Regions from separate parts of the Homo sapiens genome. Here all the other regions are linked to region 1. The links are chromatin loops, found by intact Hi-C in ENCODE. Cell type or tissue: PC-3. All regions are shown on one strand.

Region 1 (4,000 bases):
ACATGACCCCATCCAAATCTCATGTTAAATTAGATTCTCCAGTGCTGTAGGTGTGGTCTGGAGGGAGGTATTTAGATTATGGGGGTGGATCCCTCGTAGCTTGGTGCTGTCTTTGTGATAGTGAGTTCTCATCAGATGTGTTCCTTTAGAAGTATGTGGCACCTCCCCACCCCAATCGCTTTCTTGCTCCTGCTTTTGCCAAGTGACACGCCTGCTCCCCCTCTGCCTTTTGCCATGACTGTAAGCTTCCTGAGGCCTTTCTAGACGGTGAGCAGATGCCAGCACCATGCTTCCTGTAAAGCCTGCAGAATCCTGAGCCAGTTAAATCTCTTTTCTTTATAAATTACCCAGTCTCGGATATTTCTTTATAGCAATGTGAGAATGGCCTAATACACAGTTCTTATAAGATTGATGACTAGGGAAAAACACAAGTGAGATGGAGATTTGGTGTTCAGAGCATTTGTGTTCAAATCCTGCCATTACCAGTTACTAGCAAACTAAGTAACTTAGCCTCTCTAAGGGAGTTTGCTTTTACACAAAATATAGTTGTTTTGAGAATTAAATGGTAGGAAGCCTGCAAAGATAATTTTAACCTGTAACCAGTTGCACATACTAGTCAGATTTATGTGTGATGACCAAAGGGAATTAATCAGAAAGATATAGTAGATAGTGCACAATGAGAGCACTTCTCAGATAAGTAATGTTATTGAGGGCTTTCAAAAGTGTTCTGTATCTTTCCCAAGCCTTGCTTTTATTTTTTTTAACTGAGATGGAGTCTCACTCTGTCACCCAGGCTGGAGTGCAGTGGTACAGCCTTGGCTTACTGCAACCTCTGCCACCCATGTTCAAGCAATTCTCCTGCCTCAGCCCCTCGAGTAGCTGGGATTACAGGTGCCTGTAATAACTGTCATCAAGAAAATTTTCACAACTCGTATATACCCCATAAATGCTAACTTTAGAATCCAGTATTTTAAAATCACACAGTGTAAAGTTTTTAATATATATATACATTTTTTTAAAACAAATGAGAATGCAGAGAATAATGGGTTTCAATACAGTTTACCTTTGGGAGTACTTTATTCCTCAATTTGTCTATTTTATGTATACTCACATCTGGTTGGTGCTAATAAAAAATGAATTTCATATTTCTTCTTCGTCATTAAAAATACCTAAATAGTTTTTCTAACTTTTAAATTTTATATATCATTGCTTTCTAGTATCACAGGAAATTGTGTGCGTGTGTGTGTGTGTGTGTGTGTGTGTGTCAGAGAGGGAAAGAGAGAGAGAGCAAGAGATTCTGTCATCAGATGCTCTAGATCCTATCTCCACTGTAATGAAGCTTCAGCAAAATTTGAAAGGCCTGTGTGTTTTTGTTTTAATAAATTCATCCCTGAGAAAATGAGTCAGACTAAATAAAAAGTGGGGCAGTGAAGGAGATTCAGAAAGATAATAGCCCAGTATGCCAAGAAGATATAAGCATGGCTGAGCCAATTCATTCTCTGGTGTTTCTTAATTTTCCTTGTGACTTCTAATAATATACCTATTTATTGATACAGACCCCAGAGATATGAATAGAAACACCATTTTAAAATATATTTGTATGGTTGTTGTAAACATGCAGTCTCTGTTACCCTTTGTAATGCTTACAAAAAAAGTCATTTAAATTGTGGTATTTTTGTAAAGTGCACCTATAGCAAATGACAGAGCCAGTCTGAATTATAAATCCATTTAAGCACTCAATCATCAAAATTAGTAATGCTGAGAAATGGGGCACGTTGAAGAAATAGGCTAGATTTAGAATGAGTTAGATAAGATGATATGACTTAAAAGGAAGAGTGACTCAGGACCACAAAGTTAGGTTTACTCTTAGGCTAACTCAACCACCAAAGGGTATACTATTTGCCACCTAAGAATTGGGTACGTTTATGCTCTTACCGCATTGATTTTCAACCAAGCCATGGGTCACTTAACAACATCTGGACACATTTCTGGTTGTCACAACTGAAAGGAGGTGCTATTGGCATTTAGCGGGTAGATGCCAAAGATGTTACTAAACATCCTGCAATCACAGGACAGCTCACACAGCAAAGAATTATTTGCCCCAAAGTGTCAATAGTGTCATGGTTGAGAAATCCTGCTTTACAGGAATTCTCAGGAAGTATTTTTTTTATATTGGGCAATGTTGTTATTAACTGAAAAGGCACCTTGGTTACTGTGGTTTTAACTGGAAAATTACATTTAGTTGGATTATTACCATGTTGAAATATTAATGACTTGGTGACATAATAAAAATAACACTACAAACATTTTTAAGAGTCATTAATTATAAAGAGTTTAGGAAGTTACCAAAACCCTTACAGCTGATATTTAGTACTGCATGTTCCAGTTTGCTAATGCTACAATATAACATCTGATAAAACTCTAATTATGAAACAGTTTTACAATAAAATTTCATATGAGCATTTCACTGTTATTATTTTTCACACAATAAGCCCATTTTCTTTTTAGGTGAAGTATTAATTATAAATTAACTAACTGAGTTGTGATTATTTAGGCCCTCCCTTTTACTGGAAAACAAAACTTACAGATTGATAATCATTATTAAAAAACACCATTTGTACTGCTCAGAATTTAAAGTGAACTGGCCGGGCACGGTGGCTCACGCCTGTAATCCCAGCACTTTGGGAGGCTGAGGCGGGTGGATCACAAGGTCAGGAGTTCGAGACCAGCCTGTCCAAGAGGGTGAAACCCCGTCTCTACTAAAAATTAGCCGGGCATGGTGGCAGGCGCCTGTAGTCCCAGCTACTCGGGAGGCTGAGGCAGGAGAATTCCTTGAACCTGGGAGGCGGAGGTTGCAGTGAGCCGAGATCGTGCCACTGCACTCTAGCCTGGGTGACAGAGCGAGACTCCGTCTCAAAAAAAAAAAAAAAAAGAAAAGAAAAGAATTTAAAGTGAACCTAAATCACAGGAGTTCCTCTCTAAGAAAAACCTGGTCCTTGAAATTCACAAAAAGAATAAATAGTATATAATTTCTATCCTTCTTAATATATTTTAGGTCCTCTGAATCTGTTTACCTCTAAGTATTCTCTGCTTGAACAAAGGAAGCTTGACATGGTTTGGGTCTGTGTCCCTGCCCAAATCTCATGTCCAGCTGAAGTCCCCAGTGTTGGAGGTGGGGTCTGGTGGGAAATAATTGGATCATGGGGGTGGATTTCCCTTTTGGCTCTGTTCTCGTGAGAGTGAGTTGTCACAATGCCTAGTTGTTTAAAAGCGTGTAGCACCCCTCGCCTCTTCTTCCTGCTCAGTCAAGTAAGACCTGCCTGCTTCCCCTTCACCTTTTGCCATGATTGAAAATTTTCTGAGGTGTCCCTAGCCATGATTCTTGTACAGCCCGAAGAACCATAAGCCAATTAAACCTCTTTTCCTTATAAATTACTAGTCTCAGGTATTTCTTTATAGCAGTGCAAGAACAGACTAACACAGAGCTTTAAAAGGATTTGAATATATTTTAGCTAGTTCTTACAACTATAACCTTAGCCATATTAAATAAAATGCCATCTTTAATTACCAGAAAATACATGGTAAATTATAAACATAACAACAATAATGCTTAATGCATACCAAATATCGGGGTTCCTACCAAAGGGTGTGTCTTCATATGGTTTGTTTTGGCAAAAAACATAGTACCCAGCTTAAATACACTGAAGTTCTGACAAATATTGTGAACAGAAAATACATAGAAAGATAGATGTTTTCAGCAAATGTGCACGGAAACTGGGTATTATATAACTCATCTGTGATTTTATACTTAAAACCATATAAGTTTGAGGTATACTCAGTATTTATCTCTGTGAATAACTGACTTTAGAAAAACAAAATATCATTTCCTTCTGGATCATAAAATACCATCTGTTCATGCCTGTCTAAAGATCATAGATCCATCAGGTAAATGTAAAGAAAATATCATAACCCAAGTTTCCACTTTTATGTAATAACTCCT
Region 2 (4,000 bases), 190 kb after region 1:
CAGGTGAGTAATTTCCGAGACGAAAAAAAATTACCATTAGGAACATTGACTTCGCTGGCTTCCATTGGGAGAGTGGCCCATTCTGGCAGGTCAGATAAGAAACTATTATCAACAGGACTATTGGTGCCTGTGGCTGAGGTAGAGCCCAGTGGGCAAAGGTAATTGAAGAAAGGAAGTGAGGCCAGAGTGGTGGCTCACACCTGTAATGCCAGCAATTTGGGAGGCCGAGGTGAGTGGATCACCTGAGGTCAGGAGTTCGAGACCAGCCTGGCCAACATGGTGAAACACCCATCTCTACTAAAAATACAAAAATCAGGCAGGTATGGTGGCATGCGCCTGTAATCCCAGCTACTTGGGAGGCTGAGGCAGGAGAATCTCTTGAACCTGGGAGGTGGAGGTTACAGAGAGCTGAGATTGTGCCATTGCACTCCAGCCTGGGTGACAGAGCCAGACACTGTCTCAAAGGAGAAAAAAAAAAAAAAAAGAAAGGAAGTGAAACTTTAGTGTCCTTGGTGAATATGTGTCCTTATTAAACAAGATAAAAATGGCATAATCTATATTGTTAAGCAAGGGGGCCAATGAGGGAGCCATAGAAAAAGTATTGTCATTTGTGGTAACCATCCCTAGAAGGCTAAGTGAAGAGCACCCAATTTAGGCCAGTGAATTTCTTATCTCTGAATCCCCAGCATGTCCCCTTGTAAAATTCAACATTTAAAAAGTGAGCTATTTTTCTAATATGCTATTGATTCCTTTTTTAAAAAATTAAAACTCTAAATATATTCAGAAAATGCCAATAAATTTTCACTAACTTTCACGGAAGAACCTTGGCAATAGTGACATCTTTGTATAGTGTAAGTGCATTTTTTCTGAAAGAAATACTCTGAAAAACATACTTTGCTTATTATCAGATTCCAAGCTTTACAGCTTTGCTTTTATGTAGTAATTACCATGTCATTAGAAAAGTCGAGTAACATTTCTTAAAATTTAACTTGAGGAGATGGTTAATTTCAAAAGTGACATTCTCAAAAGTTTCCAAAGAGAGGCTTTTTCTTCACCTTAGAAAAAATTAAGAAATGGTTAAGGTGTTCAGAAAATCTGACAAATTTATTATTAATATACTTCATTTTTTAACCAGCTTGAGGCTTGGTAAAGATTTAATTTTGAGGCAATTTTTGATAGTATCATGGCTACTTGACATGGCCTGAAAAGAGGACAAATAAAAAATGAAACAAGTTGCTTAACCCTGGCCGCACCTTCTGACTCTGCAACATAGTCACCATATTAAACAGTGATGGACAGAGTGTAATGGTTAAAGTCATGGACTCTGAAGTCAAATGTCTGTGCTCTAAACATGGTTCCAGGACTTTCCAGCTGTGTATGTTTAAGCAAGTTACTTATCCTCTCCATATCTTAGATATTAGTGTCTGCCCCATGAGTTTTTATTGAAAGGATTACATTAATTAATTTTTGTAATATTTCCAGAACAGTGTCTGTCACGGAGTCAGTGCCAGATAACTCTCCCTAAGATACAATAAAAATAGAACAAAGGGAAGAGAAAGAAGTTAAAGGAGAGAAAGTAAGCGAAACAGCTCAACTGCAGGCATTGGCACACATAGAAGGCAGTTTTTGGAGTGTGTGCCCTCTGAGGAAATGACATACAGGAAAAAAAGCGGCCCAGCAACTGCTAGACCTAATTATCTCCCTGCCCCAGTGCACTTCCCTCCCTCTGCACCCCCTACCCAGAACTAATATCAGTGTGCTTTGAAATCAACTACTTGAATTGTAAATTGATCATATTTAGGAATCTCCTCCCAAAGAGAAAAATTATACAGCTATTTTTTAGGAGGTTGGAAATTAGCATATATTTACCCATTAGTTAAGTGACCTCGTACGTAAGATTTCTGTATATTATTTGGAATGACCTCAGGCCAATATACTGTGGATTTTTCTAAGTATTTAATAACATGAATCTGAGTGATGACTATTACTATTAATCACAATAAGTTGAACTATCATAGAAAGACACCTAGGGGCTTTCCTTTCTGCTTCTGAGTGTTTATCAGCCTCAGGCAAAGACTTAGTCATTTATGATTTGGGCTGTGCAAAAGTAAATAATGGAAAAGTGGGTGGTTTGCTGGCCTCCATCAAGATTTAGGGGAAGACAAACTATAAACAACCACAATTAGAGAGAAGCCAGATGCTTAAGGAGGCTGACAGAATAAATAACTCTGATAAATAACTCTCAACAAAACTCTTTCAAAACAGAACCTTATTAAGAAAAAAAGGTCCTGCTTTCAATTAGACAACTTTTTCATCAGTTAACTGAAATGTCCGAATCAGAAGAGCGTATCCCTCATAATATTTGTTTTTCCTTCTTAAAGGCTTCCTATCTTTCATCTCATTCTGTAAACACTTGAGTCCATTTTGTGTACTGCACCAAATGCTATATTATGCTTATTTATAGGCTGTAATGCCCTTCTAAGTTTATGGAGATAAATGTAGTCTCTGAGGGGAAAGACATCCTCAGTCCCTGGTTGCTCCTGGCTAAAGAGTCTTATTTTGGAGAAGTCCTGGCTGGAGAGCCAGGCTGCAGGAACTCAGAAACCAGCCTGCTGACACTTCCACTGCAGCTGCTGGAATTCAGCTGACTTGATTTGACTCTACTTTTCATGCAAAGGTGGTTTTGTCCTGTTCACCCAACTGGAATGGTTGCATCGAAGCAAGAAAATTTTCTCCAAAAATTAATACCCAGATCTACGCCAAAAACAAAGTGAAGAATACAGCTTCTGCTCTCACCAAGTCATCTCTAATAGAGAGAAGATTTCCTTAAACATAAATATCTTCAAAATGCTTGTTCATTTGAGAGAAAGATACAGAATATTTTACATGTGCCCTTCACTGGAATATTTTTATTTATTTAATTCAATAAAAATTGACTCCCAGTTCTTTATGGTAATCTGGAGAAAAATATGTGTTTAACTTGTGCCTAACAGCATACATTTGTTTTGATAAAAACAATATTTTCATGGTAAATATTTACTTTGTACTAAGTGCTAACATTCTGCAACTGATGCCTGTAGTTACTGTAGGCAACATTGTGAAGGAGATAATGAAGCTCTTAGTTATCAATCTCTCATCACCAGTGGCTCTACATCCACTTTCTTACTACTTCTTGTCCCTGAGCATTAGTTATCGCAAGTGACTAAGTTTATGCCTGAGGCCGATAAGTACATATCATTATGTCTTCCTCTATTGTCCTGACTTGATCCTGTCTCCCACCTTCAAAATTTACCTGTTTTATGACTCAAGTTCTTATAGCCATCCCCACTTACTGGCCCAATTTGATCAATTAATTCATTGATCAAAGGCCATGAGAATATGAAATCCAAAAGAAGAAACATCAATATTTTAAGGGCTCTCAATGCCTTTTAAGAGTGTGTGTGTTTATTTCAGATAGTACTGATGAGTTACTAGTGCAGTGATTCAGTTAGTGGATCATCTTGGACATTCCCCCAGTGAATCCGTGAATGTGGTATGGGTTTGATTACATTAGTGTTACTTGGTCTGCAACTTTTCACTATTGAATTACACAAACAGAAGTCTTACCTCAACAGCAACATCTCCAGTGTTTCCTCGATGAGGAATTTCATATGCCTCCATTTGTTGCTTTGTGAGTCGTACTAACTTTTCAGCTAGTTCCCTCCAGCCTTTTCCAAGCTTGACAGCTGAAGTCAGAACAGCAGCTTCTTGGATGAGACGTGCGACTAACTCTTGGCAATCCATTTTCAGAAGAGCCTGCAGCAACAATTACATGTCACAATTAAAAGCAACTAACTTGGGCTTTTCTCTCTATAAATTGGAATTTTTATTACATATTCTACAAATGGGAGTCCTTTTTTTTCACTACACGTATAATCGAGTTTTCTAAAGCTCAAGGAGTTGATTCACATTTAAGCAAATTCTATAAGCAAACTACAGTAGACATAACTAAGCCAGAGTT
Region 3 (4,000 bases), 72 kb after region 1:
TTATAAATATTTCAGTATTTTCCACCCCACTTACTTAAAGGCATTATCTTTATTTATATGCCCAATTAATGGTTACCATAAAAATTATAATATAATTTACTTACTTACCTTGTCAAAGTCTAAGTTCAACAATGTCTTTATTCTTCTCCCTGCAAATATGGAGACCTTAGATTATTTTCCTCCATTTAATTCAATACAACTTCTATATTATTCATTTTGTTATTTTTATTACATTGTTTAAGAACCACAAAAAATTAATATGATTATTATTGACCACATTATTTGTTCTCCATTCATTCTTTTTCTCACATCTTCCAATGGAATCATTTTATTTCAGCTTGAAATATATCCTTTTCAATTTTATTTCTTTATTTGCTTATTTATTGACACAGGGTCTCACTCTGTCACCCAAGCTTGAGGACAGAGATGCAATCATGGCTCACTGCAGCCTCAACCTACTAGGATCAAGAGATCCTCCCACCTCAGCCTCCTGACACTACAGGTGCGTGCCACCATGCCTGGCTAATTTTTGTAGAGACATGGTCTTACCATGTTGCCCAGGCTGATCTCAAATTCCTGAGTTCAAGTGATCTGCCTCACTCAGCATCTCAAAGTACTCGAATTAGAGGCTTGAGCCACTATGCCCAACCCTTTTCAAGTTCCTTTAATGAGGCTCTGCTGATAATTAACTCTCTCAATTTTTTAAATTTTTGTATTTGTTATTTTTACATAAAAATATTTCTTAGCTCATTCTGGAAATCTATTTTGACTTGGTGTAGAATTCTAAGTTATAATCTTTCAAAACATTTCAAATATTCCTTTGAATTTTGACTTCCATTTTTGCTGCTGAGCAAATTTAATAGCTGCCCTCTTTTTACTCTGCTTTGAATTTGTTTCTATCTTCTTTGTTCTGTGAAATTTCAGCCTCTAGATGTAGATTTTATTTTATTTTTATGCTTGTTGTTTGTTGTGATATGGAGTCTGCAAATTGGTGTCATCACTTCTGGAAGATTTTCAACCATTGTCTTTTCAAAGCCCCAGCGAAAATGGGATTATTTTCTGAGACTGATTAATTATACTGTATACCTTCTCACTTGATATTCTATCTTTTACCCTCTTCTCTATAATTTCTAACATTTTTTCATCAGTGCCGTATATTAGTTTATTTTTGTTTTTGATGCATCTATAAGTTTCTAATTATCTCTTCAGCTGTGCCTAATTTGCTATTTAAAATGTTCCTTGAATTATTTAATTTTTTTTTAATTTCTGAAAGTTTCATCTGGTAAAAATCTGTAAACTTACATATCTGCTATGTTAATATTTTAAGTTGCATATATTACTTGCATGTATTTTCAAAATTATCTTTCACTTATTTAAACATATAAGCATAGTTGTTTTTTTCCTCCAATATAATAGCCTGTATCTGAATCTGAAAATTCTAATTTACAGGAATCTTTGTGGGTCTCTTTTCACTGATGGTGCAGTATATCTTTATGTGCTTTGTTAATTTTGACTATTTGATGTTTATTCTTTAAGAAATAAAATCATTTTGATAATTTAAAGTACAGATAAATGTACTATAATATTTTCAAAAAGAAAGCACAATTGCTTCTGCTAGGTGCCTTGGTGCACCTCTAGTCTAGATTCACCTTAAAGCAAATGTGGAGCTGAGATTCTCAGACTGCCCAGACAATGTGAAACCATGCGGCAAGCCCACGCAGGGCTGGTAAGCTTTTGGTTCACTCTTATCCTGAGGGTGCAGCCCTTTGCTGTCCTGGATGTTATTGGAAGTAGTTCTCCTCTAAGCCTTTTTACTTGTATGTCCTCTGAGCTTTAATTTATTCCCTTTTGACTCATAAGGCATCAAAGTAAAAGTACAAATTTGCTAAAATAGGGAAGCATCTGTAATGCAACAGAAAATTCATGCTCTGCTTACCTTTCTAGGTTCTTGTTTTGCCTTTATTTGGCCTAATAACTTCATACTATTTTGTCAGTAATCCACAGCTTTTGAGAAAGATTGTATCCTGCAAGTTTAGTCATAGATTGTGAGTGTGAATAACTTAGTTTGCCTTTACTAAAAACAAAATCGTCTTCTAAAGTCATTCCCTACAGTCCACAATGAGCCCACAGCTAGAAACAGATCATTTTTCCTTCTGAAAGCAGAACAAAAGAAAATGAAATATGTGATCTCCTGAGTGTCTTGTACAGCTGAATTTCACATGCCTTGTCTTTTTATCTTTCACAAGGACTATCAAAGTGTCTCACACAGTAGATGCTCATGTTTACAATATGAGTAAATACAATTTACCATATTCATGTGGCTACATTTACCCACAGGAATTTTTATAAATACCTACAACTATGTAATTTGAGCTTAACATTAGATACTAATTTCCCTGGAATAGCAATGGTAGGAGGGGGAATCCCTGGGAGCTTAATTTAGACATATGACTAGAAAAGAGAAGTCAACTCAGAGCCACAAAACTGAACTTCAATTCTGACAAAGGGGAGGGGAAATTGCATTTTTAGGTTTGGTGAGACAGTGAGAACCTGAACTCTCAAATTGGACAGATCTGGATTTGAATCTCAGCTCTGCCACTTTCCAGCTACCTGACCTTAGGCAAGTTATTTAATCTCTTATAAGGGAACGATAGTAATATATTTTTCACTAGGTGGGACTCAAAGTCAAATGGGGTAATAAAGGTAATTTTAAATGCACAATGACTGACTCATAGAAGGTGATCAATAAATATTGAGACTATCATTTCATTTTTCTGTCCTGAGAAATAATTACCATCTCACAACATAATTTGTCACCACTAATTAGGCATACAGAAGCAGAGTAACAAAAATCTTTTATATTAATTACCAATTCTGGTAGTTAGCCATTGGCTGCTTAGAACACAGTGCTGAGAAAGATTCTGAGGAAAGCATATAACGACTGATTATCAGCATCTTCCATGAAATCAGTGATAAGAACCAGGTGCATCAGTGCCTTTTATGTGCCATAATTCACAAAGATTGTTAGAGGGATATAGGCAAACACTCCTATAATAGCACCTATACCTCTATAATACAGTATCCTTCAGTCAAGGCCAGGATTTACTTGTAAGTTTTTGCCCAGATCATAACTTTTTCATATATGTAGGCTGTAAACACAGACTTTTTATTCCTTATTCATCAAATTATCTGCTCAGAAAACTAAAATATTCTGTCTGTGTCAGAGAGTTCAGTATATCATCCCAATTTAATCAGATCAGCAGAAGTGAACACTATCTAGCCTGGCCACTTAGCTATGTTTTCAATGACCTTTTCTCTGCTTTCTTCTCCAGTTGAAATTCCCAACTTAATTTGTCATATTCCTTGACTTGCATTGTATGTTGCTTCTACAAATCTATTACATGACTATGCATTTGACTATTTTTGTTTAATCATAGCCTTGATTAGGCCATGATATTATGAGGTCACCAAAAAGCCATCTCAATTTGCAGAAGGTCATTTACCTCTTGTATATGCCCAGAACCAGGCACAGAGCTGAGCACAGAATAGGCAATCAAAAGTTATTTGTTGCATTTATATGTGGGTAGATCAATAACTTAATTTCTATAGAACAATATTCTTTTGTTTGCTCTTATTGTAATATATTGCTTTTATTTAATAAGCCACAAAATACTTCAAAATGAGACTGCATTTTTTGTATACATTTTACGCAGTAATGTAAGTAAGGCATAACTTTATTTGAATCACAATACAACCCACAATTCTATATTTTAGTAGAAAAGAAGCTGAAAGTTTCAAAATCTCAGAAGGGTCTACTTTTGTTTGAATCAATGCAAAGGCCATGAGAATGTGACATCTTGATGCATCTGGTCAGACATAAATGTCCTTATAATGATACTTTGGAAAGTTACTTTTGAATTCCCACTTGGTTAGACTATGTAATGAGAGTGGCACCAAGGGTTGTGTAGTCTGTATCACATCCTCATTCCCCAGAGATGGA

The links. Peaks named below come from ENCODE experiments on the same cell type or tissue, not always from the same donor. Only the 100,000 strongest peaks of a DNase experiment are listed, where the experiment ranks them.
Region 2: a loop joins it to region 1, with 6 times the contacts of the local background. A loop is called at or near these places in 1 of 110 quality-filtered maps.
Region 3: it touches region 1 in a loop (7-fold over the local background); 1 of 110 quality-filtered maps calls a loop at or near these places.

The regions. Positions count from the first base shown.
Region 1 is chr7:19,956,482-19,960,481 of GRCh38, forward strand. The region is part of intron 5 of MACC1-OT1 (MACC1 3' UTR overlapping transcript 1); the gene reads right to left. Among named protein-coding and RNA genes, the nearest start is that of MACC1-OT1, 180 kb to the right of the region's middle. In PC-3, no CTCF peak of the experiment used is centred here; DNase peaks (open chromatin) are centred at 1,370 and 2,010; H3K27ac peaks cover 3,177 bases.
Region 2 is chr7:20,150,587-20,154,586 of GRCh38, forward strand. MACC1 (MET transcriptional regulator MACC1) reads right to left here. Exons shown (of 7, transcript NM_182762.4): 6 at 3,607-3,795. MACC1-AS1 (MACC1 antisense RNA 1) reads left to right here. Exons shown (of 4, transcript NR_046756.1): 3 at 1-3; 4 at 2,678-2,945. Among named protein-coding and RNA genes, the nearest start is that of MACC1-AS1, 11 kb to the left of the region's middle. In PC-3, no CTCF peak of the experiment used is centred here; a DNase peak (open chromatin) is centred at 2,055; H3K4me3 peaks cover 463 bases; H3K27ac peaks cover 2,282 bases.
Region 3 is chr7:20,028,811-20,032,810 of GRCh38, forward strand. It overlaps MACC1-OT1 (MACC1 3' UTR overlapping transcript 1), which reads right to left. Exons shown (of 6, transcript NR_110114.1): 3 at 109-149. Among named protein-coding and RNA genes, the nearest start is that of MACC1-OT1, 110 kb to the right of the region's middle. In PC-3, no CTCF peak of the experiment used is centred here; a DNase peak (open chromatin) is centred at 2,371; H3K4me3 peaks cover 367 bases; H3K27ac peaks cover 1,222 bases.